Linked DNA regions of Mus musculus: region 2 is linked to region 1. Evidence: chromatin loops called from intact Hi-C (ENCODE). Cell type or tissue: left cerebral cortex. All regions are shown on one strand. Each heading gives the region's core, and the rest is flanking DNA. Links, peaks and the distances in the headings are about the cores only. Region 1 overlaps Igf1r (insulin-like growth factor I receptor). Region 2 overlaps Igf1r (insulin-like growth factor I receptor).

Evidence for each region. Hi-C counts contacts between places; a loop is a spot of excess contacts. Peaks named below come from ENCODE experiments on the same cell type or tissue, not always from the same donor. Only the 100,000 strongest peaks of a DNase experiment are listed, where the experiment ranks them.
Region 2: it touches region 1 in a loop (3-fold over the local background); 3 of 42 quality-filtered maps call a loop at or near these places.

The regions. Positions count from the first base shown.
Region 1 is chr7:68,094,204-68,103,017 of GRCm38, forward strand. The region is part of intron 2 of Igf1r (insulin-like growth factor I receptor); the gene reads left to right. Among named protein-coding and RNA genes, the nearest start is that of Gm51488, 39 kb to the right of the region's middle. In left cerebral cortex, for the core only: no CTCF peak of the experiment used is centred there; DNase peaks (open chromatin) are centred at 4,080 and 6,412; H3K27ac peaks cover 1,394 bases.
Region 2 is chr7:68,043,526-68,052,339 of GRCm38, forward strand. The region is part of intron 2 of Igf1r (insulin-like growth factor I receptor); the gene reads left to right. Among named protein-coding and RNA genes, the nearest start is that of Gm51488, 89 kb to the right of the region's middle. In left cerebral cortex, for the core only: no CTCF peak of the experiment used is centred there; DNase peaks (open chromatin) are centred at 1,426, 5,212, 5,832, 5,926 and 1 more place; H3K27ac peaks cover 2,849 bases.

The DNA of each region.
Region 1 (8,814 bases), core at 214-8,213:
GGATGGGAGAAAGGCCATAAAATAGAAGGGAAAGGAACCCTTTAGTAGCTGACAGAAGCCTCTGGCTGGGAGAGTGATCAGTCTGAGTCTTTGAAAATGGGAAGGCAGCCTTTTAACATCTTTAATGGAAATGTTACAAATGGCAACCCACCACAACTCCCCCAATAAACAGAGAGTACCACCAATAAATAAATAAATAAGTGCAAAATCCAAAAACTCAACACCCCTGCCTGAGTTCCTCTTGCACCTATGTGAGGAAGACACCAAAGAGCCTGTTTGTCAAGCCATGGCTGCAAAGTGATGGGTTCTTTAAATATTTATTTTATGTTTATTTATATGCATGCGAATATCTCAGGGTGGGTATATCTATGTGTGTGGAGGCCCTTGGAGGCCTGGGGTGAACATGGAATGTTGGGAACCAAACATGGGTGCTGAGAACTAAACTCGGGCCTCAACTTATCCCAGCCCACAGCCCCAGCAGCAGGCTCTCTCATCTCTCCAGCCCCTTAAGTGCTGAAATTGAATCCTTTAGTCCAGCCTGTCCTTTTTAACCAAGAAACACACTTGATTAGTGTTACAAAAACAACTTAAGTAATAAAGGGCTTATTTTGACTTAGAGTTTCCATGGAATTAATCTGGGATGCTGTGGTGGCAGGGGCAGGAAGCTAGATGAAGCGCTTCCTGTACTTAGGAAGTGGAGTGGGGTGAAGAAACAGGAGAGCGGACAGGAAGTGGGGCCCAGCTATCAGCCTCCGAGTCTGCACCCAGTGGCTTAGCTCACTTCTTCCAGCAAGACTCCACCTCCTAAAGGTTCCATAACCTTCCCAAACTGTGCCAGCCACGGGGACCAGATGTTCACATGCATGAGCCTGTGTGAGCATCCAGTGTTGGCACTACCACAGATACTGAATGAAAATATCTGTATTCACTTTATCTCAAATTGTGAAACTGAAGATGTACACGTAAAATGGGACTATTTTATTATCTATTTATAATTTTTATTTACTTATGTATTTTTTTTTTGAGACAGGAGCTCACTACATAGGCCTGGCTGACCTAAACTTGCAGTGTATACCAGACTGGCCTCAAATGTGGGGCAATTGTCCAGCCTCTGCCTCCTGAATGCTAGGATTTCAAATATTTTAAAAGTTAATTAATGACAATTTCAAATAAGTTTGAAAATTAGAAAAAAAAATTATAGATATCTCCAGCCTAAAACTGTATGTGTGTGTGTGTTGGATTTTAGAGCCAATAGGTGCTCTTCTGTTCACCAGAACGAAGAACTTTCTAGAGGTGGCCAAAGGGCAATCTAAAGGCAGGTGAATGATAGCTGTCCTCTGATGGGAATTATTCCTGTGGTAGCAGCCCCTTCCTGATGTCCTTTCCTGGTGGAGGGCAGTGGACTTGGTACAGAAGAGAAGAAAGGAGGTGTACCCCCATTCTCTACAGCAGGGCTTCTGAAAGCCACCCTTTGTGTGTGCTGGGGCTGGGCCCGTGTCGGACAGGGCACAATCAGGCCATTGTTTCTTTGAGGAAAGCAATGGCATCCTGTTGCAATTATTTATGGAAGAAAATATTTGATGTTTTTGGAGGAGGTTGGATGTGGAGGGGGTGAGGAAGAGAAGGAGGGACTTAGCCAGTCCCACCCCCTTTAGACATCTTGGAGGATGGGACAGGGCCTCCATCGAGCCACCATTCTTAAAGGCTCTACCCTGTCTACTAAACAGTGCGTTAGGAGGTCATGCTGGGCCTGGGCTCCTGGGGTTGAAGCTGGATGTCCCAGTGCCAGCACATGTATTCCTCCAGAAGGAGGAGGAGTCCTGCCCTGCTTTCCCACCACACACATCATGGTCTGCCTTTTCAGGCCACCCAAGCCTGATTTCTCAGGCTTGCCTGCTTTCTCTCTTTTCCTCTTTCTTAGAAGCTGCCTCCTTTCTGGGGTGTGCCTCCTTTCTGGGGTGCCCCTGACTTATAAGCCTTGCCCTTGTTGGCCTCAAGCAACCAGCTAGCTCTCTTTGGGATTCTCTCAGAAATTCCCACCGTTAACCTCAAAAGCTGTTAAGCACCCGTCACGTAGTAGGTCTCAGCATTGCAAGGTTCCTGTTCCATTATCTGTATGTCCTGCACAGGCTCGTGGCCCCTCATTCGGCCATCTGTATCTGGACTTCCCTTTGCAAACAGCCAGTCATTCAAAAGCACCTGCCTGGGGCCAGTGTAGAGAAATAACGGACAGTAATACTGACTGACGACTGCTGTTCCTCACCAGTTCAGAGAGACCTTCCTTGCTTTTTGCCTGAATTTCCCATGGCTAACTCCAGTCACTCTTAGTCCCCATGCCACCTCCTTAGTGAGGCATCTGTGACTGCTCGGCTGTACACAGCACAAACCCACGTGCCTCATAGTCCTTTACTGCTTGCTTTTGTTTCCTCTGTTCAGAGTTGACCTCGTAAAACTAACTGGAGCATACCCTTACCTGCTCTGTGGCTAGATAGTTAACATTGGGGAGTTCCTTGGTGCTTCATCATATCAGGGTGATGCCCCCATACCTGTACTTTACCGTAACCTTGAACCTTTGCTGCTCCCTAAAGTGAAAGAATATAAGGAAGTACTCATTCTAGATGTTACATGTAATGATTCCCTCCTGCCCTGGATGGGCTCTTGGGAAACTAAGGTAGGCATAAGTATGGTAGCTCTCTTTGGAGAAGCGGCAGAGGGAACTGGGTCATGGGGCAAAGCATGTTCACAGACCCCCTACCTTTCCTTGTTTTGAGTTTAAGAGATATAAGCCACACAGATTATCTTATCCTGATTCGACAAGGGGCAAGACTGAGAGGTTTCTGCACTGGGTCAAGGAGACCAGTAAGCAAAGAGGGTAGGCAGCTTGGTTAATGCCAACCATGGGGCTGTCCTCAAAATCCAGGAAGGATGGAGTAACACAGTCCCTCCTGGGGAGGGTGGCATTTTGACTAGGGGTTATTAGGGGTCAGCTAATGGCAGTTCAGAAGAGGGAGGGCAAGGGCTGTGGTGTAAGTGGACTGATGGCCAGTGAACTGGAACTTGGCAAGGTAGCAAGGTTGAATGTATTAGTCCAAGCTTTCACAACAAAGTACCACAGCCTGGGTGGCTTAAGCTGCTGACGTTTCTTTTCTCAAAGTCCTAGAACTATGAGGCCAAGATCAGAGTTCCAGCAAGGTCAAATTCCAGTGAGGTCCTTTTTCTGTGTGGATGGCCATCTTCTCACAGCAGAGTGGATGGGAGAGCAAGCTTCACAGCAGAGTGGATGAGAGAGCAAGCTTCCGTGTGTCTTTCATGAAGGCACCAACCATTACAAGGCTCAGTTCCTCCTTACGGGCTCACTTAACCTTCAGTTACTACCGTAGAGTCTGTCTCTAGCAGAGTCACCTGAGGGCTTAGGGCTCTGACGTAGGAATTTGGTGGGATGAGAATGTAGGAGCTGGCCGGGGGCCAGTGGAGTAGGCAAGGGCCTACAGGCCATGACACAAGACAAAGCACTCTAGTGGGTCACACTCTGTATTTCTGCTGATAACTTTAGTTGTTTTCATCGAGCAGAGCAATTAAGAGTGAAAAATCAGGGAAAACAGTTAGGAAGTTGTTTTGAGAAGGTTTTTTTGGAGAGATTCTACTGGCTTGGAATAGAGCTCAGTTTCTCAATGCCATTGACATTTTGAGCTGGACAGTCTTTGATGATAGGAGCTGCTGTGTGCATTATAGAATGTCTATCAATATCCCTGGCCTCTTCCTGCTAGATACTGGTGGTACATCTACCCCTTGTCTATGCATCTTCCTGCTAGATACTGGTGGTACATCTACCCCTTGTCTACGCAGACACAATTGAAAAATGTATCTAGACATGGCTGGATGCAGGTAGTGCCGGGACAGAAGAGTTCCTTGTTGAGAACTGCACCCATCAGTTACAGTAACTAAGAGTAGATAGATTCAGGAATATTTAGGGACTTGTGAAATCTTGCAGGTGGGGCAAAGAGGGATAAAGGATGATTCAGGCATTTGGCTTAGATGAAACGAGAAGTGAAGTTGCCCGTTCCCGAGCTGGCAGGAGGAAGGGAGTAGGTTTGTTTGGGAGGTGTGTGGTGGGGATGGCAGATGGAGCTAGAACTCTGCCTTGCATCTCGTTAAGTCGGAGATGCCTCTTTGCCACTCAGAGGAGAGCTAAGAGGGACGGGGGATATAGATGTATGGAATACAGGGGATGAGCCAGGAGTAGAGGAAAGCATGTGGGACTGTCTGTCTGAAGCATCCTTCTTGGGATGAGATCACTTTGGTGTTGTATTCTCAGGAGCCCTTGGCACCAGTAAAGCCTACAGACCATAATCTGCCATGACTGTGTTGGAAGGTCATCAAGACATTGTTTTGGGGCGAAGGGGAGTGATTGGGCCATAAAGATTGAACCCTCCTGAGAATGCTTAGTACCCTTGTAAGAGAGACACAGAGAATTGCCCGATAACCTTCTAACAAGTAAAATCAGTCCTTTTGTGCACCAGGAAAATGGGACTGGAACAAGACAGAGACTACCTGGTTGGTTGGTTGGTTGGTTGGTTGGTTGGTTGGTTGGTTGATTGGTTGGTTAGTTGGTTGGTTGATGGATTTGGTTACAGCAACCAAAATAGGTGAAGACAAATCTGATGAATTTTTATTTATATGGAATATATCCATTGATATTTGGCCCTTAAGAAGTTAAAACTTTTAAAGACTTCTTCATTTAGAAGCAATCATAGATATGATGTGTGTCATATTTTGTTGGGGAAAATCTCTACACGCCTGGTGGGAGAGCAGTGTGGTGCTATTTTATTTTTGAAAAAAAAAATTGCTTTCATATTTGGCTTGCTTGGAGGGCGACTGGGTGTACATCATCCACCCGTACATAGCCTCTGACTTCTAGACAATTTCTGTGTGCCATCAAGAGACCACGAAAGTTAAGACCTAATCCTGGAACTAGAAAGGTTGCTGGGCTTGCTGTTCTACCATGAGGGCCAGAGTTGTGTCCCAGCACCCAAGTAAGGAAGCCCTTGACTGCCTGTAGCTCCAGTTCCAAGGGATAATGGAAACATGCGGCTCGTGGATGTCCTCTTTTTGAAACAACACAATTTAAACAGTCATTTTAGAGGAGACACTTGTGAAGGCCATTCTGCATTGCTTGTGTTAAAGGAACTATGATGGGTATAAACCAACTTCCTCCTGGCGATGAGGATCATCGCCTTGAAAGTAGCTTCACAACAAGGCCTGGTGCTCCCAGATTTTCTATCCGAGTTTATTGAGCGCCCTCTTAAAGTTAAAAACCATACACTTGCTGACCTGTAGTGCCGGTATGAATTGGGACTTAGACTTAAACACCTACAAATTCGAAGCTTGGGTATCGGCTTCTTACACTTGTAGACCGTTTACAACTATAAATTGAATACGTCTACATGCTAAATGCATGTAAAACAGTTGAAACTGAAATATTACTTTAATGGCATGAGTGATGGTTGGCCAATCCCAAGTCACTGTTCCAAATATAAACTGACCTCCAAGCGATGAGTATCTTTGAGTGATGGTCTCTGCCTTCTGCATTTCAATGGGTTTTTTCCCCCTTTTAAGTATCACAGACCTTCAGTTTGAAGAGTGGCAAGATCTGATTTGGACTCTACTTGACCGTTAACATGTTTATATGCTTAGCGTGTTCCCTTTCTCCTCTTCCCGGTGCAAATCAGGGTACAATGTTTTCTTTCCAGTGTATCTTGTTCTCCAACTGCTGATGCTAACGTCACCTGTAAGCATTCGTGGATGAGAACGCTGAGGAGATACATGCATGAGAGGATACACAAACAGACCACTCTTAAGATGTGCAACATAAAGATTAGGGAGGATGGCACAGGAGCACCTCCACAGGCAAGCAGTGCTGTGCTGTGTCAGTGGCTTGGGAATCACTCTTCCCAATTCCTGTGGGGTTTTTTTTTCCCTAACTCTAATTTAATCTTTAGACCATACACAAGAACTACACCTGTGTCACTCCCAGCCCTTTCTCTGCCCCCCACTTCCAGTTGCTCCCATGAGCAAACTCCAACCTCCCAAACTCATGACCTCTTATTTTTAATTATTATCCTAGCATGTGCATGTACACACGCATACATAACCCACTGAGTCCACGCAGCATTGCCATCTAGACAAGCGCCCAGAGCTGACCACTTGAGATTGGGCAGCCTTTGTGGGAGCCAGTCCCCGGAGGACTCTTCTTTCCAGCAGCCCTTACGTACCAGTAGCCCCCACCTAGCGCCTAGGATCTTGTGGCCTCTGTTTACTTTGTCTCTAGCCCTGTCCCTCACACTCCTGGAGGTCTTACTTGTTTGTGTTTGCTGCCTCTGTCATCTCCAGCCCTGTATCAGCTGCTCTCGATCGACTGTGTTTCGGGAATATAAATATTTATTCTTGGGCAAAGTGTATACAAGTCGATGCTAAGTAGTCTGTGAATTGGATGAGTGATACGCAGTCACAAAGGCATAGTCACTGCTAGTCACTGCAGCTGCTGCTTTGCTCCGAGGTGGAGTTGGAACTTCTTCTGGAGACAGGAGAGGAAGGAAAACTGGCTTGCTAGGTACTCGGATGAGGAAGAGGTCGGATGTGTGCTCTGAAGTGCTCTCCAGGTCTTCGTGTGCAGTTTGGCTTCTCTTGCACTGATGATGATACTAAGGTGGATAGCCTTGGTTAGCAATGCAAATAGAACTGTTAGGGGGGGGGGGCTCTAAGCCATTAGCTGACATCTGAGAGGACCAAGATTGCTTGATTTGACACCTGTAGAGAGCTTTAGTTATAGATACTCGGCCTACAGAGCCAAGACATGACTCGTGAAAGAGCGGTAGGGAACGGTCATGTGTGCATTTACACGGGCTCACATGCGTGTGGGTCTGTATTCCAGCTCCAGGCAACCCAGTCTCCTCCACAAGCGATTATACCGTGGAGGGTTTATGAAGTGCTGAAACATATGCAGAGTATGCTGCCAATAGGAGCTGCTTTATAAATGATAAATAATAGTTGACTTGGCAGAACACATCAGTTGAGATTACAAGAAAATAGATGGTAGGTCTCCAGGAAACTTTCCCTGCCTGTGCAGGGTCTGTCTGTCGTACAGCCCTTGAGCCACCCTGATAGTTACCTAGTGAACGCTCCTTGGGCAGAGCCTGCTGTGTGTTTGCAAGGTGTGTAGCCCTGGCCCTGCCTCACAGGCCTGGGCAGAGTTCTGAGTCTATACACTGTTTCGTGTTGCCTCTGGCAAGAACCAATGAGTGTAGGGTTGGAGTCATGGGCACACTTTAGGCTTGAGTTGGCTTTGTGTGCTTGGTTAATGCCACTGCATTTCTACAGAATAAAGTTCAACCATAAAAGTTTCCTGTCAAGAGCCAAGTAAGGATGAGAGAGCTTAAACATGCATTTCAACCCACTGATACTAGAAACTGGTGTGCTTTGTGCCTGGAAGCAACAGGGTCTCTAACCAGTTGGTGTGAAAAGTCCATTTTCATCTGTCTACTCGCCCATCCAGTCATTCTCTCCCATGAGGAAGCCTTTTTCCTTTGTGTTGAGGAAATGGCCCCGTTCCTAACATGTTTGCCATGCTAGGTGGAGGATCCGAGTTCAGACCATGAGCGGCCATGTTCTTAGAGGCTCAGCATGATTGCGTGTAATCTTAGTACAGAGGAGGGCAGAAACGGGCTGATCCATGGAGCTCGCTGGCCACTTGGTGATCTCTAGGTTGAGCTGCAAAATTGAGAGACAGGCACAGTAGAAGAGCTGGATACAGACCCACAGGTGCCATGAATGTGTGCACATATCAACAGGCGAACACACATGACACTGTAATGCTTTTTTGAAGTTAGTTTATTCTCTGGTAACTTATTGTGTGAAGATGAAAAAAATCAGAATAATTGACTTTCACCATCAGAAAGGGGGTTACTGTAGGTTCTAGAGGTCACGTTGCTTAATGCAGAAATAGTAGTTAGGTGACATGAATTAAGACTAATTGCTCGAGGAAAGAAGAGTGCGCTTGACTAAATTAGAAATGTTTTCTGCATTTTTTTTTTTTTTTTTGGAAGTACAAGTGCTTTAAATGAGGTTCCAGCGTAAGCTCGCATGCGGTTTCCATTTTATAGTTTTCTTACCCAATTGAAAACAAACTCTCAGGGATTTTATTGAACTTGGTCAGTTGGGACCTACCCAAGGCCGAACCGCCACCTTCTACTGGGTTCCCAATCTCCCTCTCCCGCTGCGAGGGAAGCAGCACACCCGGGCGCTGTTGACAGAGCCCTTTATGTCACCAGTTCCCGGCTTACAAACTAGGCTAGGAGACACAAAAGACACTTGGCACTTCATGACTACCTAAGACTGGCTTCTTTCTCTTCTAAAGTGACTTGGCCAGGATTGGCCTCAAGTCCCCCGAAAAAGGAGGAGACTGAAATGCAAACAGAGTTGAATAATAAAGTGATGTCATTGTGAACCAATTGGAACAGTTGGTGTCACGTGCCTGGCAGCCACTTCAAATGCCCACAGAATAAGGGTAATGGCTTAAGTCATGTTTCTTCCCTCACCCTAAGCCTGAGCAGTCCAGGGGACCAGATGCAGAATGCAGAATAGCCTCTATAGCCAGCTTAGTTGTGCTTGGAGGATGCATCTTAACAAGTTGGTTGGTTTTTGTAAATTATTATGACAAATTCAAAACTTATTTTCTGGTTCTGCCCTACCAATACAGCCAAAATCATTTCTAACTCACTGAAAAGCGGAAGTAGACTCCAGTTTCCCTTTGAAGTC
Region 2 (8,814 bases), core at 556-8,555, 50 kb before region 1:
TTTGGGTACTGAGCTGAGGAGCCCCAAACCCATTCAGATGACTGCTCAGACAGGTCTCAGTGGTGGCTCTCTCAGACATCCCCTCCCCATGTCAGTCCGTGATTTCATCCATCTGTAGACTGTTGGCATTTATGGCTATTGCCTGAACCCAAACCATGTTAGTTTTATATAAAAAACAGGACACAAAACTAGGAAGACTCGGGGCATGGGGCTGTTGTAGTGAGCGAGGGCGGCTGTCTTTGCAATTGTTTCCATTGAGATGTTTGTCGTAGTATTAGTTAGTGAGGGGAACTTAACTGTTATCCTCTAAACGTGTCTCAGGTGAGTTGTGTTGCACAGGTGATAGTGATAAATATAAAACGGATTGTTTTTAATTATTAGAAGTGATCCATTATTCAACAACAGTAGCTAATATTTCAGAAGAAAAAACTAATGAAGTAGAAATTCAGGTGAGATCAGGAATGTGTCTAGGTTAGAGAACCAGGGAAATTTTGATATATCCCCCTTATAGAAAATGTGGCTTCACTCTCAAAAGTGCAGTTATAAAGTTAATTGAATTTCTCACACACACACACACACACACACACACACACACACACACACACACCCCAGCTACTTTTGGCTTAGTTCATTTAGTTTTAAAGTTATCTGCGGAGAGATTGAGAAGAATTCCGTGGTAGCCAAGCCATGGTGAATTAATGTTCCTCACAGATGGTTTTATTTCCTTGTATAATATTATTTGGATCACAAAGCACATAGCTTGGAAAACGTGAGCAGGAGGCCTTTCTGCTGTAGAGAAGTGATAACGTCAGGATCGCCGGATGTTTTGTTTCTTCTTGTTCTCCAGTTTGTCTTTCTTAAAAGGATGTAGTTGCTGGGCACTGCTTGGCCCCTTTCACTTTTGGAACAATCTCTGTTTGATACTGCAATGTTTCTGTCATTTTTAAGAACCTTTCATTTCTTACGAAAGCCTTGACTTTCCTTTGATAGGAATTCAAAGCCATTTACAGTGTATAACTTAACTCCTTTACCTATCTCTGTTGATGGTTTTCTACTTCATATTTCGTTCTTAATTAATAATGTTATCAGCACATTACATTGGATGAGTATCAGGACGTGGAGGTGGACATGGAGGTGACTGTGTGTGGACATTTTTTTTCTTTCCCTTAAAGAAAAAAAGACGTAGCATGAGCTCCCTTGTGGTTTCTGTTCCACTCTATTCCTGTCCCGGGGGCTTTGGACATAGAGGCCTCCTTTAGTGCCTCCTGTGCCCTTTCTCATTCTTCAAGTCTTGAGTCATCTCCAGGATGTCCCTGCCAGCAGTCTGCCTGTAAGTATTGAGAGAAGTTGCAGTTTCTAAAGTGCCAATTAGAAGCCGAGGGTTGGTGGGATAGTGGTGATAAGCTTTGGGGAGACCCTCAGCTCACCTACCAGCTGCCTCAGTCTGGGAGCTGGAAGCAACCACCCAAACACCCACCCAACTATATTGGGAAGTAGCACATGCTGTGGATGTAGCTGCTGACAGGCAGGGCCTTGGAAACCCACAGTGGGGTAGTTGAAAATCCTTCTTTCTGCCATTATTTTTTTTTTTAGAAGAATGAGCTAATAATAAAATATACCAGTAATGACTGGGTTTAACACTAGGTGTAAACGTTTCATCCTTACTCAACAGGCCAGTAAGGACTGGCCATCATCATCCCCTTCCCATAGGCTAAGTGTAGTCAGGATCGAAATCCAAGCTGACCTGAAGCAGCCATCGCAGGGTGTTTCCTGCCTCCCCTTCTGATAAATTATCCACGGGGCGATTGTTTTCAAAGTTTTGTATGCCTCCGAGGTACTCTGTATATATTCACCAATATGTCGACCAGTCGGTCATTAGCTGTTTGTGCAAATGCAGGTGTATCTGGTCTCTGCTTACAAGAGCCTGTAATCCCAGCATGTGGGGAACTTGAACAAGGATGGAATCCTGGAGCCCATCCAGGGATGCTTGACAAGACCTAGCTCAGAAAAACAGAGCAAAGTAAATAAAAACTTACACATACATGCATGCACGCACGCACACACACACACACACACACACACACGCAGGCACGCACACACAAACAGTTTAGTACTTCAGGTGATCTAGGTGTGTGACTCACTGGTAGATGTCTTGATTATCATACATAGAGCTCAGATCATAGATTAAGTGATCCAAACATTGTGTGCTGGGGAGTGGGTAATATACAGGTGGAAAACATACTGTCCTTGGTCTTTGTTTTTCCTCTCAGCATGTAAAAATAAATACATGCATCCAATATATTGGGCCTAGGTTTTTTAAAAGGGAGCTCATGATATTATATAAAGGATAGTTCTTAACAGTGTTTTGTATAGTTTTAATTAATTTTTCTTGATGTATAGATCACTTGTCCATTGCAAATATTTAAATAAGATTCTAAATTATAGAAGTTCATGATTTTCATGAATGATTCTTAATTAGCTATCTTATATCGATGGGCAAATATCATTAATCTGTTTCCCTTTGCTCCTAAACAAGATGATATTAAATTCTCTTGTTAATGACTACATATTCAACCTTGTCTGTTTACTGTTGCTTTTGTGTTTGTAGATAAGGGTACTCACTGTACTGGTTCAAATAAGAACCTTCTGTGCTTAAGCAATGGACACTCTGAGTTTTAGTCAGTAACAGTGTATTCCATCTAAGGCTGTTGTGTCCATTCCTGTTCTAATTTTAATTGAGAGAAGCTGATGCATTTCATTAAATGCCTTTTGACACAATGTAATTGTGAGCTCTTGCTTTTATTTTGTGGCATAATTTATATTGATTAGATTTTGAAATACTGAGTCATCTTTGCGTTCCTGAATAAACCATAATTGTTGCTAATATTTAATGTTTTATAATAGCAGTTTTGAGATGGGTCTGTAATTCTTACTATTTTGCTGTTAGGGTTATATTTTTTTTCATATGATTTAAGAAGAATTTTTTTCCTAGAATCTATAATTATTTCTAGAATGTAGAAAATATCTGATTTTTAAATATTAACTGTAGCAAACTGCAAGATTCTGGAAGAATAAAATCTATTTTTTACCAATGAGCCCTCCTTCAGCCCTCTTAAACCTTTTCAGGGTTTCTCTGTGTAGCCCTGGCTGTCTTGGAACTTGCCCTGTAGACTAAGCTGGTCTCAAACTCAAAGGTCCACCTACCACTGTCTCCTGAGTGCTGAGACTAAAAGCCCTTGCTGCCAGACCCCCCTAAACTTTTAAAGAAAGGTTGTGTGGGGCACAGGCTAGGAAGTAGGCTACAGGCTGCGACTTGAAGATAGTGAATTAGAGATGAGTCTGGCTATAGTGTGAGATGCTGTTTCAGAAATCCGAAAGGGCAAGGAAAAGTGCTTCTGGGTGTATCGGGGTTCTTAGCTGGCCCCCCTTTTTTTATTTTTTACTTTTTCCTGCTTCCTGGGTAATCAGTGTATCTCAAGTTTAAGTTCATTGTCCAGAGGGAGTGCACTTGCACTGTTGTTATTAATACCTGTGCTATACATGATACTATCCCGTTCCTCATGAACACTTGGGCTCTTGTTCTTTCCTGATCAAGCTTTATAGAGGCCCGTGTGACTTGCTATCGTTAAAGGACTCGTTACACTAACCTTTTAGTTACCTTGTGTTTTGATTGTGGTGGGTATATATATTACTTTTGACCAGGGCTTATTAAATTGACCATCCATCTTGTTTCCCCAAACAGTGGCATCCAGTCGGAAAGTTTGTTGGAGGACAGCTGTACTCTGCACCTTTGTTTGTTTCAGTTGCCTGCTTGGCCTTTGATTCTGAGGTTGTTTAGACGTTTGTGGCCAAGTTTCTCTTTAATTTACCTTTGGATATTCTGTTATGATCGCTGCATGTACCTCTGAAACCTCTCTGAGGGAACTTACTGAGGCTGACTTGAGTCCAAGAACATAGTTAATTTTTAAATCAAGTCAGATTTTTTGTTTGTTTTGTTTTTTTGTTTTTGTTTTAAATAGAGGTTTCGTTTTCCAATTTAGTAAATCAGACTTAACTGGTTGCATTATTTTCAAGTCCTTGTTTGTTGTTAACTGTCAACTGGAGAAAAATGTTCAAGTATCTCTGTAATTGTGTGATTTTTTTTTTCACTTTAAGAATGCTTTAAAAAACAATCTACATTTACTTATTTTTGTGTATGTGTTTTGCCTGTATGTATGTATGTATGTGTATATATGTATGTATGATATGTATATGTACTGTATGCATGTCTGGCACCCATGGAAGTATGGAAGTCAAAAGAAGATAGGGAGCCCCCTGGAACTGTAGCCAAGTGGTAAGCCAGCATGTGGGTGTTGGGAACTAAACCCTGGTCCTCTACAGAGCCACTAGTGCTCTGAACTGCAGAGCCAACTCTCCAGCTCCTCCTGAGAACCTCTGCCCACTCAGACTCACCTGCTCACAGTGCCCCACGTCTGTGTTGTGTACACCATCCCTCTTTGTTGGGTTTGACCCATCAGTTGCCACACTTGTCTGCTTTCCTCTGTAACTTCAGCTCTCTATTTGGCACCTTTCTTGTTCGTCTGTTTTGTCTGAGTCTCAGGTTTGTTTTAAGGAGAGCTAGGTCATCTCCTCCCCCCTCCCCCACCCCCCCGATTGACAGTTTTATCTTTCAACAGAAGATTCTGACTTTCTTTGCTGACTGTGACAATGAATATATTTTTGCATGCCTGCTTTCTAGCGTGTCATATATTTCACACTTTCTTCTTCGTTCCCATGTTGACCTCACAGTTTGGAAAGGTGTGTTGTTCCCATCCTGTTAGTGTGTTGCCATTAAAGGTTTCATCTCCCCCACCCCTAGAAACAGATGCCAGTATCAGATCACTGACTCTCCCTCCGTGATGAGCCTTCATCTGCCCGTCTCTGTATAGTTCCCACCACGTGTACCCCAGGGTTCTGTTTCCAGAGTGATCTTTTTTACTCCTAAATTCATGCTCTGTGCCTCCCATTGTTTTTCCCTAATCCTCTGGAATATAAATTTAGTGCTCAAGAACAGTGGATTTTTTTTTCCCTGTTCTATTTAAAAGATTAAACTGAAATTCAAGACAGTATGTATGTGTGTTCTCACTGCTTTTCTATTTAGGTTCCCCTGTGCAGTCGATTCTTCTTCGATGAGTACCACCCACTGCAGTCCAGCTTGGTCGCTCTGCCCCAGGCCCATGTGCTGTCTTCAGTGAGTCATGGTTTTTGTTGGCTTGCTGATGGCTCTTCTCAGAAGTCACTCCCATCTCAAGAAGGGACTGCTAGGTATCAGATGCCCACTCAGGAAGCAGATATGCTGCAGCAGAGATGCTCTGTGGCCCTAGGATGGGGGTTCAGTCTTACCATCCACAGAGCTCCTCCTCGAGTTGCTGGGTCAGAAGAAAGACCAGGGTCTGAAATTGGTGTTCCTTGAGATAGGCTTTCATGTCTGTAAATCACAGAGATGTTGAAGCCTGCCAGAGGCTCAAGAAGCCCTAACCCAGTATACTACAGGGAAGTTCTTTAGACCACTTTTCTTGTTGCTCCTCCAGAAGCAGGGTCAAGTATAATTCTCTAAGCCATTGTCTTCCACATACGATTATATGAGAGTAAATTTCGTTTACTGTATTGTGGGATGGGAGGCAGAAAAATGTACAGATGGCTACTTGCCATTGGATGCTGCATTTGGAGTAATGGCACGCTGATGGAGCACAGTTGCTTTCAATTAAGCTGTAGGGAATTGAGTGCTTATATAAAGGGAGCATGACAGCGCACGGTTCTCCTTCAGAAAAGGCTATTTCTTACCAACCGGCACTTTCGTCCTTGTTCCAACATCACTCCATATATACTAATATGTTCTCTCAATGGAATAATCTTTGTTAACAGCATCCATTATGTGTGTGTAGGTGTGTGCACACACACAGGGAGAGGTGGCATTTCCTCCTTTCACAGCTGGAAAACATGATGCAAAGTGCCTAACCAGCTTGGCCCGAATTGGAGCATTGTCATTGGCATCTTGATGCAGGTGTTTGTGACTTAGAGTCATGCTCTATTTATACAGAGTGGCACTCGGGCACCCTAGAAAGGACTGGAGTACTAGCCTAACTCCCTGGATGTTCACTGTCATTTTAACGACAGTCTTATTTCTGTGTATTATTTGAATTGTTTTGTATATTTTCCAATTTCTTGGTAGCTGTGGGTGCGCATGCAAAAGCACCCCTGTGATTTAGTTTGATGTGGCAAAATACCGGACCCCTGTGCCACCGTAGAAGCCTCCCTTCTTTGTCTGACGCACACGTCTTCTATTGCAGTGGGATACTATAGAAATAGCTCGTGTCCTTGCGAAATTGCCAGCACAAATAAGGACCTGGAAATTGTTGCTAGGCATGTATGTCACCAGATTCATTAACCACTTCCATGACAACTACAATATTTAAATTTATTCGACTGACTTAGTGTGCATGTGTTATGTGTATATGTGTGGGCACACATGTCAGGGCACACATGTGGAGAATAGAGGACGGTCTGTTCACTCCTTCCACAATGTGAAGCTGAAGAATTGAATTTAGGTTATCAGGCTTGGTGGCACTATCCCATCAGCCCAAGGCTTTAACTTTCATTTCTCTTTCTTTCTTCCTTTCTTCCTTTCTTCCTTTCTTTCTTCCTTTCTTCCTTCCTTCCTTTCTCTCTCTCTCTCTCTCTCTCTCTCTCTCTCTCTCTCTCTCTCTCCCTCTCTCTCCCTCCCTCCCTCCCTCCCTCCCTCCCTCCCTTCCTTTCTTTCTGTAAAACTTTTTTGAGTGTCTGAAACAATGTGTTGGGTCTAAATGAATATTTTCAAGCTACTTCTAATTTCTTGTTACATTCTTTGTTTGTAATATTGTGTCAAATCTAAAATGTATAAGTGCCTACAAATGAAAGAACGATCTGCTCTGGCTACCTGAGGTTCAGCCACAGTTGGTCTGACAGATTATTCTAACCTTGCTAGCTTCTCATTTTTCCAGCAGCCTAACTGCCTGCCCCACAGTGTGTGAAGTCTTACTTGGCGTCCAGGATGACCAGTGTCTGCAGGCAGGACCACTGCCTTCGCTGCCATGCTTTGCTCGGCTATTGCATGGGAGCACTATTGGTTTTTCTCTTTAAATGAAGCATTAAGGTCCGTTTACACAGCGATAAATAAAGTAATTACTGTAGCTGTGGCATTCTGCCTAAGTCATCTTGAAAACTGAATGCAAAAATCTTTTTAATAGCTCCATAATGGTCTCTTGAAGTGTTACAGATTTTTATAACGATAGCTGTAATATAAGTGCCATTATTTACTGCGAGACTTGAACATTTTGACCATTTACATGGTACTTGTCTGTCTCCGGCTGAGCTGAGTGTGTGACGCTGTGGCACTGCAGACATGTGGTGCCTGCCAAGGGCAGTCTTGACCAGGTGTGGAAGGCCACATAGCATCACTGTGACACCAGAGTATGTCAGGTCCTGCTCCCTGGTTCCTTGGAGAAGGGTTTTTGTTTGTTTTTGTTTTTGTTTTTGTTTTTTTTTTTTTTTGCTTTTGTTTTTTTAATTTTTTTTAAGTCTTTTTTGCAAAATGTAGATTCTGTTTTGGGAATGCTGAGTCCCTGCCCAGTTTGATAGTGTTATGTAAGAAGGCACATTTCTTGTGTTTTCTGATTACCATTCTTTGAAACAGTCCAAACAAAGAATACTACAGTAAGAAAAGGGGAAAGGAAGCTGTCACTCAGCCTTTCTTGAGAGGTGTCCTTTGCTTTTTTGATGAAACTCATGAAAGCCTCTGACAGTAGTATCCGTTCTCAATGGTCTCCTCTCCTCGGGTGTTAGGTAATGGAGAGAGATGAGCGTAGAAGAACATCACTGGGCAGATTCTTTCTTGGTACCCACTCAGACTAGAGAGCCTGGCTTCCATGCTAATGGAAGGGGAACAGACCTTCTTACTCATTCTGCAGAGCGGTGTCTCAGGTGAGCCTGGCTCTGGCTTTCTATGACTGTGTGTGTTTCTAGAGCACACATGTTTCCTGGTTATGTGTGCATGGTCAAGCTTGTTGACTCTTCTGGAGAAGGCAAATGTTGGTGAGAACGCTTGGTGCATTGCATGGGATTTGTTCTCCTTGTGTCTGCATTAGCAATAAATAGACACTCCATTTGCATATTTAACACCCGTCTTCCTTCAGCCTACACCTCTTCACTCTGGGATTAGCTGTTCACTACTTGAAGCTTTTGTGTCTATGCTGGGATATAACTTTCCTCCTTATTAATCAGCAAAAGTCATTTAAAATGGTGTCATTTAAAATGAAATAGAGAAATATTCATAGTTGAGCTTTGGTGGGTATTGCCATAGTTGTTATTCTCTTTTTTTCCTGTTACATCACCTTTATTCTTGTGTGTGTGTATATACATACATATGTATAGGCATATATATGTGTGTGCATATATATATTTATATACACACTTTTATATATATACACACACACATATATATGCTCCTATAATTTTTGAAAGTAAAAATAAATTATTCATGTGCTAAAACTTTATTTCTTCACATACATGGAATGTTAGTGTATATATACATGGGAGTGCTGGGGGCTTCTACTGAACAAGGGTCATCTGGACCTCATTACAAGTAGAGTTGTTCAACACAAGACGTGGTGTGAATGTTGCAAAGTGTTTTTAGAGATAACAGATAAATGTGATCATAAGCAGTGTGACCCATCACCTACTGTTTTTTGCCTTACCCACACTATAGCAGGACTTAATTGCTTTTCATGACTGAATAGT